Linked DNA regions of Homo sapiens: all the other regions are linked to region 1. Evidence: chromatin loops called from intact Hi-C (ENCODE). Cell type or tissue: heart left ventricle. All regions are shown on one strand.

Evidence for each region. A loop is a pair of places that touch in the nucleus more often than their neighbours do. Peaks named below come from ENCODE experiments on the same cell type or tissue, not always from the same donor. Only the 100,000 strongest peaks of a DNase experiment are listed, where the experiment ranks them.
Region 2: it touches region 1 in a loop (3-fold over the local background); 28 of 110 quality-filtered maps call a loop at or near these places.
Region 3: a loop joins it to region 1, with 2.2 times the contacts of the local background. A loop is called at or near these places in 13 of 110 quality-filtered maps.

Annotation. Positions count from the first base shown.
Region 1 is chr2:12,802,570-12,807,569 of GRCh38, reverse strand. No RefSeq gene overlaps it. Among named protein-coding and RNA genes, the nearest start is that of MIR3125, 68 kb to the right of the region's middle. In heart left ventricle, a CTCF peak has its summit at 2,907; no DNase peak of the experiment used is centred here; H3K27ac peaks cover 1,467 bases.
Region 2 is chr2:12,730,730-12,735,729 of GRCh38, reverse strand. The region is part of intron 2 of TRIB2 (tribbles pseudokinase 2); the gene reads right to left. Among named protein-coding and RNA genes, the nearest start is that of MIR3125, 4.1 kb to the left of the region's middle. In heart left ventricle, no CTCF peak of the experiment used is centred here; DNase peaks (open chromatin) are centred at 669, 1,729, 2,969 and 3,579; H3K27ac peaks cover 4,736 bases.
Region 3 is chr2:12,916,371-12,921,370 of GRCh38, reverse strand. No RefSeq gene overlaps it. Among named protein-coding and RNA genes, the nearest start is that of MIR3125, 180 kb to the right of the region's middle. In heart left ventricle, no CTCF peak of the experiment used is centred here; a DNase peak (open chromatin) is centred at 2,300; H3K27ac peaks cover 2,804 bases.

The sequences.
Region 1 (5,000 bases):
CCTGCTCCAAGACACACTCATGGGTGTATGCACCAGCGTTGCCCTCTCACCAAAACTAGTTGGGATTTACCACTCCCTCAGTGGTACTAGCTGTCTGACTGTTAGCTATTGACAAGGTGGCAGAAGAAACATTGATTTACCCGAAGCTTCTAATAATTTTGTCTTGTGCATCCTCCAATCACTTATTCTAAGCCACTCTTGAGAGTTCACATAGACTCTGAGCTGGACGAAACCATAGCAGCATTGAACTCAAGTCTCTCACCATACAGATGTGAGAAGAGATTGGGCTCCATAAGGCGCAGTGACTGCCTAACTTTGTACAGCCTGGAGAAGTTTATTTTCTTATAAGTAACCCTTGACCATAGTAAGAAGTTATCTGTGGTAGATTATTCTTTTTGCTTCCATCATCTCAATAGTTTTTCCATTTTGCCAAACTCATCAGAGCAATATTGACTATTAAGTTTGTGTGCAGTATACTCCAAAGCCCTGAGCTTCCTGTATTTTAAACATGACGTATTTCAGCTACGGTGCCAGTTACACATGGTTTATAATTCCTGGAACACTCTCCATATGTGTAAATCTGTCAGGCCATGCCTTCCTAAAATGGTAGTTATTAATTTACAAATCAAAGAAAGAAATCTTACCTTTTCCAATCAGTATTTGCATTCCTATTTTACCACCAAATGTGCTATCTTAGAGAGGTTAAGCCATTTTTTCTCAAGGTGGTATCACTAAGCAGGGGTGGAGCTGGAATTGTGAAGTGAGCTTTGTCTTTACTTTTTCCAGTATATACAGATATTGTTCCAGCACGGGAACACAATTAGTTTCCTCTGTAGGCTGACTTCATTTCCAGTGCTGCAATGGAGTGGGAGCTGACCTCGCAGCTGGAAACATCAGCCAGGAATCAGCGTGGAAGGGTTATGTTTTTTCCATGAAAGTAGGATCTAAAGTGGATGACAGAGGTATTAATACATGTGGTAAGTGTTCAAAGAAAATTATTTTCTGCCTCAAAATATAAACTAGAATAAATGGAGCTGTAAAACAGTATGAAGTCAGGATTTACTGTTGTTCATTGAACATGCTTTTGCTCACTCTTGTATTTTCACAACACACTGGCATCCACTATTCTACTGCCATTGTAGACACTGGATAAATAAAAATCACATGAGCCAGTGTAGAAATAAAAAAAAATTAAGAGCCCATCTATGCATCCCAATTAACCTACCAGCAAGAATCTAAAAGATTCTGAGAACTTAATTTGTCTGCTACTTTGGAATGTGGAGCAGAAGCTTAGAAAAGGAATGAGTAGAAGAAGTCAGACATCAAATTATGAGTTTAGACAAATTTATAAGGTATGTGAAAGGCCATTTAAGCTACTGACCCCATAAGGGTTTCTTTCCAGAAATGGCCTTGCTAAGGAGTTACTAAGCTTCTTCTTGCACACCTCCACTGATGGTGATATCACTACCTTCAAAATACTCCATGCACTACTGCTCAGATGTTAATGTTGGAAAGTGGTTTTTTCAATCTAGACTAGACTTGACTTCACTTATCGTTTATCCATTGATCTTTGTCCTCTCTCTTGTGTCACATGAGGCATCGAATTGTTTTTTCTTTTTTTTGAGACGGAATCTCGCTCTGTCACCCAGGTTGGAGTGCAGTGGCACAATCTTGGCTCACTGCAAGCTCCACCTCCCGGGTTCACACCTGACTCAGCCTCCCGAGTAGCTGGCACTACAGGTGCCCACCACCGTGCCCAGCTAATTTTTTCTATTTGTTGGTAGAGACGGGGTTTCACTGTGTTAGCCAGGATGGTCTCGATCTCCCGACCTCGTGATCTGCCCGCCTCGGCCTCCCAAAGTGCTAGGATTACAGGCGTGAGCCACCATGCCCGGCCCAAATTGTTTTTTCAAAAGACTCCCTTCCCTGTTACTGCTTGTAAAGAGTGGGATGTTTGTGGCCAGTGTCATCAATAGGCAAACAGTGTATTAAGTCTCCTTACTTCTCATTTGTCTGTCACTTAATAGGGTAAATGCTTTTAGATAACATAATTTCATATTATTTGATGAGAATTGATTTCTGAGCACAAGCAGATAGCTCTAATTTCATTTTACCAGCTTTGAAGTTATCAAAATACTGTAAATTAAATAATTCCAAGAAGACTTGCAAAATGATATGTGAGATAGGCAGAAAAGAGGCTTAAAGTCCTAAATAGTTACAAGCAGGAGTCCAACCACACACCATTTTACTCCAAAGTCCTGCCTTAGAGGACATTCTGGTTGTTACCAGCCTAGTAAAGATATCTTGCCATCAGCACCACAAACACCTTCTCAACTTTGCATATTCAGCAGAAGGACTCAGCAATGATTAGGCATTTTCTTTTTGATGTAACTTAATGAAGGCATGAAAACAGATTCCTTTCTGAGCAAAATTGAACCTAATAGCATGTGATCCCACTTTTTCCTACCAAAAAATCATTTAACATGAAAAAAAGATATGAAAGACAAAGGAGCAGATTTTAAGTCTATAAACATTCTATTTTACAGAGACTGTGTTTATTTTCAAATTTTACATGCACAAAATAGCACTTAATAAACTACAAACTATCCAAATTTGGCAAAAACAAAGATTTTCATAATATATATCTGAAGAAAACTAGCTTAAAATCAAAAGGTTAGTATTTCATTACAGAAAAAAAATGTAATTTAATTGTTCTATTTTTATGAATTTTTAATTTGAGCTGATTAATACTGAATGTATTAACCATTCAGAAATAATTTTCTTGGGGCACTGACAATTGTATTCTTTTCTAATTTAATCCAAAACCCACATTTTCCATTTTTGCTTTACAATATATTAATACTTTGATTTCTTCTTCTTTTTGAGGTCTCTGGGTGTGCTGTGCTGCCCTCTGGCCGTCTCTGTCACTGCCTATTTTGGCAGTGAGTATTCTGGCCTGAAGCATCTGGAATACAGAGTCTGAAATCTCAGATATTTTTGATGGTTGATCACCTCTCTTTGGGCATTTTTTTTTACCACTACCTTGAGGTTCTAGGAGTGGGAAGTAAAAATAACTCTCTTCAAAACGTTTGACAGTGCTTGTCACAGAACACATATCTAATAAATGCTGATTTAATGGGTTCAGGGAACAGAGAGTGAGAGGCTTGTGACATTATCCAACACAATTGAGCAACTATCCAGCAGTGCCCCACTCCTTTCTAGGGAATATCTCATATCCATCATTTCTGTTTCTTGAGAATCCACCCATAAAATAAAACTAGGCCTATTTTGATATCTTGCTGAAGGACATTCTTCAATAGGTATAGACCAATGAGAGCTCAAGTTAAACATTGTAGAGGATATTAGTCATGGAAGTGTGAAGAATTACAATAAAAAATAATTCACACTGAATTTCAAAGTGAATTTGTTGCTAGTCTATTTTATCAATTATCTTTCCAAACATTGAATCTATCTTGGAATGTCTTGATTTTAAAAAACTCTTTTTTAAAAAGTGAGAAAGATTAACTTGCTCTCTATGGGTAGGCTTTTTGATGAGATGCTTTATAGTTCAGGCTAATGACCCTTTCTGTATTTCTGCAATAAAACAGTCACTGATTGGAAAAGGTAAGATTGATTTCTTTGATTTGTAAATTAATAACTACCACTTTAGGAAGGCATGGCTTGACAGATTTACACATATGGAGAGTGTTCATTATCCCAAAGATGACAGGACAAGAGATCTTTTGGTGATCTGTGGTAATAGATTTCTAAAATAATGCCACAAAGAATACATCATGATGCAATAATGCACCAGGCATATGAATGAAAACAGATGTTATATAGAACACTCTTTCAGATGCACATGTGCACATGTAGAATTAATTACATTGCTTTCATAGACATTCCACAGATGTTACTAAAGGGTTAATGTAAATAGCTAGAAATTGTCTTATTTTGGTTGAATAAATAAAAATAAAATAAACTACATAATTTCCTTGTGTTAAAATTCTTGTTACTCAGGTCACAGTCTCTCTTTATTTTCAACTTACCAGTCATGTTGAGAAAGTTTCAAATTAGACTCAAAGTCTGTTAAGGAAAAAGGCAACAAAATCAACAACACTAAATAAAAATTCTTGTTTTATGTGATAAAGATATATATGTATATAAATATGTGTGTTTATATATATATGTTTATCATACATATGAGAAACTCAGCTTTAACAACTGTTCAGCATTCAATATCAGAAATAGTTCAGAAAATGTGAGATATTCTGGAGACTTAAAACCTCCCATCTTCAAATTCCATTTTGCTAAGACAGAAATACCCAATTTGTAAGTTGTCTCTGTTTTTCTACATTCCTTGTGAAAGGAAGACAGAAAGCCATAAGGTGAAAAGTGGTCAAGGGACTCTCAGCACCCATCTCATTGTGGTCTTCCAGGAAGTCCATCAGAGCCAATGAGGGAAAATATGTTATAGGCTCACAGGCAACCCTTGGAGAAGTGCCATTGAACCTCATACTTCAGGTGCCACCTTGAAAATGAGAGCATTCCAAAGGAACAGTCATCCTTTCATAGGGAAGTTTGTGTTTTTTCACTATCAGCCTTCTGTGTGCTTCTCAGTCTCACCTCACACCTCCTTATTCTATCCCATAATCTACACTCTGGCCACAGCGAGCTGCATGCAGATCCCCACATTCCTTTGTGTATATACTGTTCTGTCCGCTGGGAATGCTTTTTCCCACTGTCTATGTGACTGAGCTAATTCCCACTTACCCTTCAGAGCTTAGAATAGGAAACATGTCTTGTAGAAAACTTTTCCTGGGTTCCATGGTCCTCTTCTTTGTTCTGTGGGAAGGATCAGATGAAACAGAGGTGAAAAGACTCCAGGAGAGTTCCTAGGTCTGCTGTTTACTGACTGCCAACTAACTAGCATTGTGTAAGGACTGGTCTGTTTGGCTTAAATGTACTGGGTAGGACTGGAATACATCCTGGTCCTACTA
Region 2 (5,000 bases), 72 kb after region 1:
GAGGCCACAGAGACCTGGGTTCAAGATCAGGCCTTGAAAATTACAAAGTACCAAACGGCAGATGTCATCTATGTACCTAATGCATGCGAGGCACTTACACATATAGTCTCTTTAAAGTTTAGGAGATCCATTTCCAAGGCAGGTACTATGATTCCTTTTCTCATGGACAATGAGCCTAATGCTCAGAGAGTCTGAGTAGGCTCCTACGGCTGGCAAGGCAAGGCAGTGGCTGGGTGCTCACCTTCCTTAGGCCTGACCCCACCTACTCAAGCAGCTGGCGGAGGAAACCACACCAGGGTTGCTCAGTTCACTAGGCTCCATCAAGGTGCGCTGTACGTGTGCTTCCCCAGTGTCAGGGGACAGCCAATCCTTGGGGCAGGAGCCTGCTCTTTCTCTAGGGGAGAATCTGCATCCCAGGCAGGAGAGGGGCAAAAGAAAAGAGAAGCCGGGAGAAAGGATGGGGAGGAAATGCAGGCTTGCTGGCCTTGGTAGGTCATTCTTTTGACCTTGCTTCCTTCTCAGAACACTGTGAACTTGTTTACAAAACTTCTAGGCAAGGGTCAAGGCAACTGGTCTGGATTACGTCTTTCAACGAGGACCTTTCAGGATGCATACCACGCGAGAGGAATGGAGGGAGGTCTGACAGGCGGGGGTGAGTGTCAGCTCTGGTCACTGTGGACTTGCTGTGTAACTGCAGGGAGGCTGCTGAAGGTCTTTGGGCCTTGGCTCCCTCCTCTGGGAAAGAGGGCTGCCAGTCACGGTCTCAAGAATGTGTATGGGGAGTCCCTGGTGGGGCTCTAGCACATGTCAGAAATGGGAGCAGAAATGAATGAACAGTCTTGCAATGGCTCATGTCCCCTCACAGTCTGGGCATTATGAATTTTCCAGGCAAAGGAGCTGATTTCCATAAAAACCAACAGAAGCATCTGTGGACCTAGTAATTCAAATGTCCCACTAGTCATGCAGGCATGTAAAAGACATTTACCGAGCATTTACTCTGCTTGAGTTCCCCAACTAGGCACTGGGGAGACAGACATGACAAGTAACACCCACCTTCTCAGTTTTTGTGAGAATTAACTGTAATAATGCAAGTACGGTATCTACCGAGGAGCCTAGCATGGTAGATCTGCAAAAAACTGGGGGCAACAATAATGATCGATCTTATTATTAAGAATGAACCTTTGCACCTACCCTCAACCCAAAAGCCTAGTGGAGAAGATAGGTGAGGAAGCACGAAATGCAAGTCCCCAGCATACGGCCGTAGATGTGAATTCTCGTTCCTTCCTGGGTCTTTTGCACTTGTTCCTCCCGCGGGCTGGAATGCTTTTCCCCAGCTCTGTGCCCAGCCCAGTCCCCTCACTTTATTCAGTTCTGACTACAGTAATCAGGATATGCTTCCTGGAAGTGGTGGTACCAGAAACAGTCCGAGAAGAATAAACATTTCCCAAAGAGACAAGGGGTGGAGGGTGGTGGCAATTTTTGTGCCTAAAACGCTGTAAATGACAATGGTTATCTCCAGTAACTTCTCAGGGGAAGAGACATCTCCCTGCCAGCCACCAGCCTGGGGCAGGATTGGTTTGGCCAGAGAAGCTGGATCCCTGCAGGCCTTTTGCAAACTGTGCCTGGCATAGGAAGAGAACAGCCTGCTTTGCTCTCAACCTGCTGAATGAACAAGGCTTACACGTGGGCAGCCTGTGTACTCAATGACGGCCCAGCCCAGTGCCAGGCCTTGTGTCACCGGATCCCGGTGCCAGGTGAGGAAGCCAAAAGCAGCAGGGTGTGGTTCCTCTCCCAGCATCTGTGGAACAGCACAGGTCGGCACTGAAAGCCCCGATTCTCCCCCCACCCCCATCCACTCTCAGCACAGGCTCCAGAGCTCCCTTGCGCCACTAAGTTGAACTACCAGTGTGGCCCCTGGTTCTTTTGGCCTCAGTTTCCCTTCTGTAAAATAAGAACAAATAGCTACAGGGCCTGAAAAGGGCTCGTCTAGCTTCAGAATTCCAGATTTTAAAGTTTCCTTTAATTCTTAAGCTCTAGTGATTACAACACACCATATGATATCCTAATAATAATTATAGTAACAATAATAGAAACTATGTGTGAAGCATCTATAAGATGCTGAGATTACTACAGCTTGCATCCTTATTTCTCAAAACAAAGTAAAAGACAAGTATGATATATGCATGCTACCTAATATATAAGGAAGCTGAGGCACAGGGAATTAAATGCCCTAGGCCATACACAGAGAAACTGAACAAGCTGAGCTCTGAATCTACATCTGGACTCTAACGCCATTGTCCTTTCCAAAATACATTCTGGTACTAAAATCACTGATTTACTTAGGGCCAAAGAAAGAAAAACTTTTAAAGGGAGACCCTGAGATGATGGAGGCAAATCTGGTGCAGTTTATTCAGCACTAGATCTGGTACAAAACCATCCCATTCACAGCTAACTGCTATAGCTCATGAGGTAGATACAGGTGACTAGACCTGCCCATTTACCGGATGAAGAAACTGAGGTAACAGAAAGTAGATGTGACTTGTCCAAGGCCACCTCGCAAGCCAGTGACAGAGCTGGGATTCAAACCCCGGTTTTTAACTCCAAGTTTAGTGCTCAATCCACAAGATCAAAAATAGTATCCACAAGCAAATCATGCCGTATTTTCCAATCTTTAAACAGCACTGTGGGCCCTTGGCAGGAAGAGATCAGGACAGGGTGGGCCAGGGTGGGGCTGAGCTGGGAGTTCAGCCAGACAAAGTGGGCCTGGCAGGGATGGGAAGTCCGGTGGCCTAAGGTCAGTGAAATCCAGAGAAGTCACTGAAGGCCGTCCAGTCAGGCGGTCCAGATAGGCTTAAGGGTCAAGTGAAAAGGTCAGCTGCTGCCAGATCTGACCTTGCCCTGACTGTTACTGAAAAAGTCCTCTGGGCAGCCAGTCCAGCTGTGAAAGCCAGGGTCCCGCCCGGGGCGGCTGCTACCAAGGGCCTGGGAAGGACCACCTGGCACCATTGGCACCATCATGCCGGCCTGGCAGCTGCATTAGAACGTCACAGGCCACTAAACGATGCCAAATAAATTGTCGTTCACTTAATTCTGGTTCATGTATGCACAGACTTTTCCAACAGTCACCTCTGAGAGCCACCTCTGCACCAAGTCTTGGAGAGTCAGTGAACCACCCCAACTCCTACCTCAAATGGCCCACAAATTAGCAGGGAGAGCAACAGGTGAGCCACGGGGGAAGCATCTCAGGGCATCGTGGTGGAGGGAGAGATGTCTATAGGGAGAGAATATGCCTCTTGTGACCTTACAACACCACACAATCTGGAAGGTGGGTGTGCCCACACCGATTTGATGCAGGAGACTACAGCAGCTTAGAGACAGATGAAGGAACTTGCTTGGAAATAGCACAGTTGGGATGGGAAACCCAATCTGACTCAAATACTCAGGGGTTTTCTGCAGTGCCATCTACCCGGCCACGACGGAATCCCTGCCCTGTCCGCATGCAGGTGCACATTCCTGCCCGACTCCCATCCATGGTGCCTGGATGAACAGGGGAGTCTCATTGTACCCGAACACCTTCCCACGCCCCCATGCAGACACCACACAAGCACAGCCTGCAGGCCGCCAGGGCTTCACAGAGGAAGTCCATCCTGTCGCCATAGGAACAGAAAGGGAAACCCAAGAAAGAGGAAGCCATGCTGACAGGAATTCCTCATCAATGCTCCATTCACTCCCTGCATTGAGACTTTCAGCCATGGCTCCTGAAGAATCCCTCCTCCCCCATATCAGTGGATTGGCCTCTCCGCAAAGCTTCCGCAGGCTCAGTGCTGGCCAGGGGCACCCAGCGATGGTGTTGCTGCCCTGCCCGGTGGCTTAGGAGTGCTTCGGGGTCCAGAATTTTCCCAGTCTTGTTCCAGGTGTGGGGTGGGAGTTCACAGAGTTCAGGGAGGCCTGTGAGTGCATCTCTGCACCCACTCGCAGGGCCAGACAGGGACGCTGCACTTGACAGGGAGCCCCACACAGGCTTGTGGAGATGTGCGCGTAGGCACGTAATGAATGAGATCAAGTCGAAAAACCTGGGTCCTGCACTTGGCTGTGCCATGAACACATTTGAAACCTTGAGTAAGCCCACTCTCCTCCTCATTGTTTGTAAAGATAAAAGTGTCGGGTTTAAACCCCCACTTGTTGCCCCCAATTCTTCAATCCCACTGCCACAGTCTCAGTTTGAGCCACTTCTTCCTAGAACCCATGCCCGGCTGCTTTACCCAGTTCATCTTTCACATGTACTTCCGGAATCACAAACCCATCCCTGCCATCCAGAAAAACCTTTCAATGGTTCCTTCTGGGCTTCAGGTCAAGTTGGAGGTGAGGGGTGTGTCTTTCAGGCCCTGGACTCAGCCTCATCTCTGTCCTGGCACAGGGGACCCTCCAGCAGCACAGCCCTCCCTACACACGGCTCTTTGTGCCTCTGGCTTGACTCATGCCTTCTGGGACCTCCCCATCCCTACTACAGCACTCAAGCCAACCTCGTGCAGGAGGTCATCACCTCCCGGAGGTGACCATTCTCCACACCGTACTCCACTGTTGGAACTGTTAAATAATGCTTACAGCTAAATAACTATTGAATAATGATTACATCCATTAGGCAAGGACTCTCTTGTACTGATTCCTGTACCATCAACACCTAGCACCGTAGGACAGAGTAGGTGCTTAATAAATGTTTGCGAGATAGAATGACCCCCATATCTAAGACTCCCCAACTCCAACATTCTATCTGGAGTTCACGGCATCTAGGCAAGACTCTTCTTATGCATGGCAATGTCTAGAGTCCAAAGAAATTTCAAATAGCCTGGACTCGGTTTCATGATTTAGAGAAACTCCCAAGAGTATTGAGTAGAAAACAACATTGAAAATGAGTTTCCATCCACTGCATTCCACTGTCAATATGGCTAGTTGATTTTTCTTATGATATTCACGCCACGGGACATAAGGGGCTATTTGTA
Region 3 (5,000 bases), 110 kb before region 1:
TTCGATAAACATCAAAAATATAAGGAGCACAGAAATCAAGTGAGTGGGTGCCCTTCTTTCCCGTCCATTACCATTCCCAAAGATGGCCCACCGATGCTGCTTTATTCTGGGAGTCTTGAGCCTTCAAGAGCTCTCATGTCCCAACCTGTCCTTAAGACACAAGGAGAGATTTAGTGCCAAGCTGAGGTAGGACATCCACCTTGAGTGGCTATAGCCACACAGGTCTGTTGCTCAGTATCACGGCAGAAAGAACAGACCTAATGAGTCAGAAGCTTCATTTTTACAAGACCCCAGGTCAATCATATCACGTTAAAGTCTGGAGCAGTTTGGTATGGCCCTGAGTTGGTAGCATACCAGGTGAAGACAATTGTGTGTGTGAGCCAAACCTTTTAATTAGTTTGAACTGATAGAAAACAGAATCCAATTTAGTTACCAATGAAGAAAAACAACTTGGATATCTGGAGTCACATCAGATGTTTGAGGATGATCTTCAGGTTTACTTCCAACTTCACTTTGGAATCACCTGGAGAACTTTTTAAAAATACACAGCTGAACTATTCGCAGTAGGAAAAACATGGAATCAACCCACTCAAATGCCCATCAATGATAGACTAGATAAAGAAAATGTGGTACATACACACCATAGAATACTATGCAGTCATAAAAAGGAAAGAGATTATGTCCTTTGCAGGGACATGAATGAAGCTGGAAGCCATTATCCTCTGCAAACTAATGCAGGAACAGAAAACCAAAAACCACATGTGCTCACTTATAAAAGGAAGCCGAACAATGAGAACACATGGACACAGGGAGGGGACAACACACACTGGGATCTGTCAGTGGAAGGTGGCGTGAGAGAACAATATCAGAAAAATTAGCTAGTGTATGCCGGGCTTCATACCTAGGTGATGGGTTGACAGGTGCAATAAACCATCATGGCACACATATACCTATGTAACAAACCTCTACATCCTGCACAGGTACCCTTGTACTTAAAATAAAATCAAATTAAAATTAAATACACAGACGGGCCACACACACTGGATATTCTGAATTAATTAGTCTGAGGTGGGACCAGGGAATAGGTGTTTTAAAAATCTCCAGTGGTGGTTCTGATGCATAGTGATGTTTGAGAACCATTGATCTCAGTAAGAGCAGAAAAAGCCCAATGGAGGAAAGTGATGGATCAACCACACGTAGCACTGGAACTACAGCTGAGGTTTGTGGACAGCTAGTAAGCACCCTTTAAAATCTCACTGTGTCCTTATGTGCCCGAAGTTCATCCCCAAACGTTTGATGTGACTCCACATATCCAAGTTGTCTTTCTTCATTGGCAAGTAAATTGGGTTCAGTTTTCTATCAGTTCAAACTAACTAAAAGTTGGTCAAACCTGCAGAGCAGTGAAAAGTAAGGATCTCCCCTTTTCCGGGGATTATGTTTAATGGTTCATTACGTAAAATAGACTTCCTGCCATGTGGGAGGTACTGTGCTTGGACCACAGAAGTGGGACCAACAAAGAATCTGAAATTACTTTGCCATTTAGTGAGCCCTATTCCCACGTGCATGGCCATAGGGCACATCCAAAGAAAGCTAATGGGGCCAGGAGTATTAAGACAAGGAGGTGGAGCAATTCATTCTCCAATTTCCCTGAAGATATCACACACATGCACTTTGCTCAGGAAGTGGTCTCTCACCTAATCCCTGAAACATTAAAAATATTGTAATAGCCTTAGAAAAAGAAGAGAAATTTATATCTTTAAACCTGATAGAAAAAAAGCATATTTAAGCATTTAAATATTGCTAAAGGAAAAACTTTTTTATTAATTAAAAAATATATATCAAAGAAAACGTATACGTTTTAGGAAGACTATGTTTTACGATTTTTAAATTAATAAGTAGTTAATACTGTAATTGTTTCTTTGCATAAAGGAGCTATTATATAAAATGAGTATATTTAAGATAACCACATACTCATTCCTTTCCTTTCTTGATATGCAGTACATTTTCTTTAGAAGCCAAATTTGTGCTTTGGAAAAGGCAGCTGAATAGCCAAAGTTGTAATTTTATGAAACCACAAAAGACTCTTCTAAAGGAATCTGACTTGAAAACACACTGCAAGGAAATTAATAGTCTCAGTTCAAACATCCTCTTTAATCCATCTCGTTTTGCCTCTTATAAAAAAGAGAAGAATGCAGTTGTCAGGCTGACTTAGGAGAAGGACAAGTATTGGGCAACATGCTGTTGGCGTGAGGCTATGGAACTTCTTTCTGGGGTATCTCAGCAGCCTTCGGGGAGCTGCCAGGGCAGAGACGTGTTGTGTGTCATTATCAATTTGCACTCTGATTTCCTAACAATTCAAGAGGCCTTTTGACAAAAGCCTCCATTTAGATCTAATAATAACTCTGGATTTTTGCTAAACGTCTCACAACCTGGGAACAGGCCCAATTGCTAAACATACTTGCACTGCATGAGTTTCTTTTACTGAGCCCAGAGGGGACGGCCAAGCAGACTAGAAAATGTGTGCGGGGGAAATGTTCTCCCTTTTAAAAGTTATTTTCAAAAGAATTTCTTCAGTTCATGTATGAAGTCCACCTGAAAGATTATCGTAATTGTAGAACAACTGCGGGTTGTCGAGTCCTAGCTGGGATTATAGCAGCTAAAATTCAATAGCTGTGCTTTTCCTATTGCATCATGTAATTGTAATATCTAATGGATTGACCTACTTCCCCAACTTAGTCACAGAACATGTAGTCCATTTCCAATACGCTGCAATATCCACGTAAACCTTCCTATGTCCTGAGGGGTGTATTCAAAATCTATCATACTCGATTTCTATTGATTTTTTCTCATAAGGATACACAGAAATGCCTCAGCCCCTTTGTGTCTCAAAATATTTCTTGAATTTGTTCAAAGAGAACAGTATTTCTTAATTGCCTCTTTCTTCTAATCAAGTTCTTATCGTTAAAGTAAATATTCAACATTCCTTTGAGAATTTTTCATGTTGTCATATGAGAGCCACATTTCCCAGCTTGGGCAAATTGTAAAGGAGAAGAATAGGGGAAAAAGTCAACAGAAATGGGGACTGGTGTGCTGGTATGGGAAGGGACAGGATGGATGGCAGAGTCCAATTCCAAGATCAGTAAGTGTGCCATGGCTTTGTTAAAATGTCTTAGATACCTTGCCTTGTCTCTGTAAAACTTCCTTAAGTTCTCAAATCATTTTGCCTTTGCATCCCAATTCCTAATCCATTATTGAATTTAGGTAGGTGTTTTCTTCTTCTCCTGTCTCTTTTGAGACATTGGCATGTCCAGTATGAAGTAGGGAGAGGCCCAAGGAGGAAGCAGATAAACTCAAGCTATCAAAAACAAAAACAAAAGAAAATTCCCAAACTACTGTTCTGTTACTTTTAGTAGTTCATTCAAAGGGCATTAATGAAGCAGAAGGTTGAAATAATGGATTAAAATTTAGTTTACCATCTCTTTGGAAATGTAATAGTTTCCAGTTATTTAATTGCTTGCATGTGCTGGATATGAGGTTTACATCATGGCGCCAGCATGAAGCAACTTTACATTATGTCTAGTTGGATTACCCAACTGGAACTAGAGCACCTTTAAAAATCTTCCCAAGCATTGGTCATCCAACCTCTCTCTGGACATTTCCAGAGACACAACACTCCTGATGTAAGTCTAGCAGTCAGCTCATTGCATAGGTGGTGAGTCCAAAAACATTAGAATGTGGTTCCTTACGTTGAGTTTGTCTAGCATTCCAGGAATGTCCTCTTTAGGGGATCACTTCCATACTCTGGAGGGTAAGAAAAAAATCCATATTCTTTTCTACATGACTGCTTCTTGGGGAGAGTTGATTCCAAAATTATGTCAATATTTGTTTAGACTAGAGCTTTTGAAATGCCATATAAACTTCTATGAATAGAGTGCCATCATGGAAAAAGGCCTTTAGCAATTCATCACATTTGTTTCCATTACTAAACGTAAGAGACAAGGTACTTCTACAGGAGGAAGAGACATTTTAGTACTTAGTATATATTCAGGTTCTTTCTATACAGCAATTGAAAATCAATAAAAAGTACTTTAAAGTATTCACAATTTAGACTTACATATTCTCTTTTTTTGGGAATTAATCCTAAGGAAATCAGCCAAAATTTTGGAAAAGTTTATAATTCATTTCTATTTTCCAAAAGTTTTTTTAAAGAACATACTTTTTAGTGTTAAAAGTTGTATTCTTTTAAAAGGGTCTAGAAAAGCTAAATCTTTAAGAAGGACACTGAAAGGACACAGAGTGACTAAGCTCACTTTTTTTCATGTTAAAGAATGTTTATTTTACTATTTTGCATTTTCTCTAATGTCTGAAATCAATTTAGTAAACCATATATTCACTTAGGCCTCACTTTATTACTCAGTAACATGAAAAACAAGGTAATGATGGAATCTTACAAATTCAATATTTGCTAACCACTGCAGAAGGCATGGGTCCCATTCTATCAAACACTGTTAATTTAGCAGACTAAGCCTGTATTGACAGTCTTAATCTTAACCTAATGATCTGTTTATTTAACAATTATCATTAGAAACCTCTGGCTGCACAGGAAAGGATGTTCAAAATACTACATAATTTTGGGATGCTGAGGTGGGTGGATTATTTGAGGTCAGGAGTTTGAGACCAGCCTGGCCAACATGGTGAAACCCTGTCTCTACTAAAAATACAAAAAAAAAAAAAAAAAATCAGCCAGGCATGGTGGTGCACACCTGTAATCTCAGCTACTTGGGAGGCTGAGGCAGGAGAATCACTGGAGCCTGGGAGGTGGAGGTTGAGGAAAGGCAGAGGTTTCAGTGAGCCAAGATAGCACCACTGCACTCTAGTCTGAGCAAGAGAGTGAGACTCTGTCACAAAACAAAAAACAAACAAACAAAAAAACCTAAATAATTATTCCTGGGCACAATTTTCACAAACAAGATTGTGTGCAGTTTTGTACTGCAAAGACA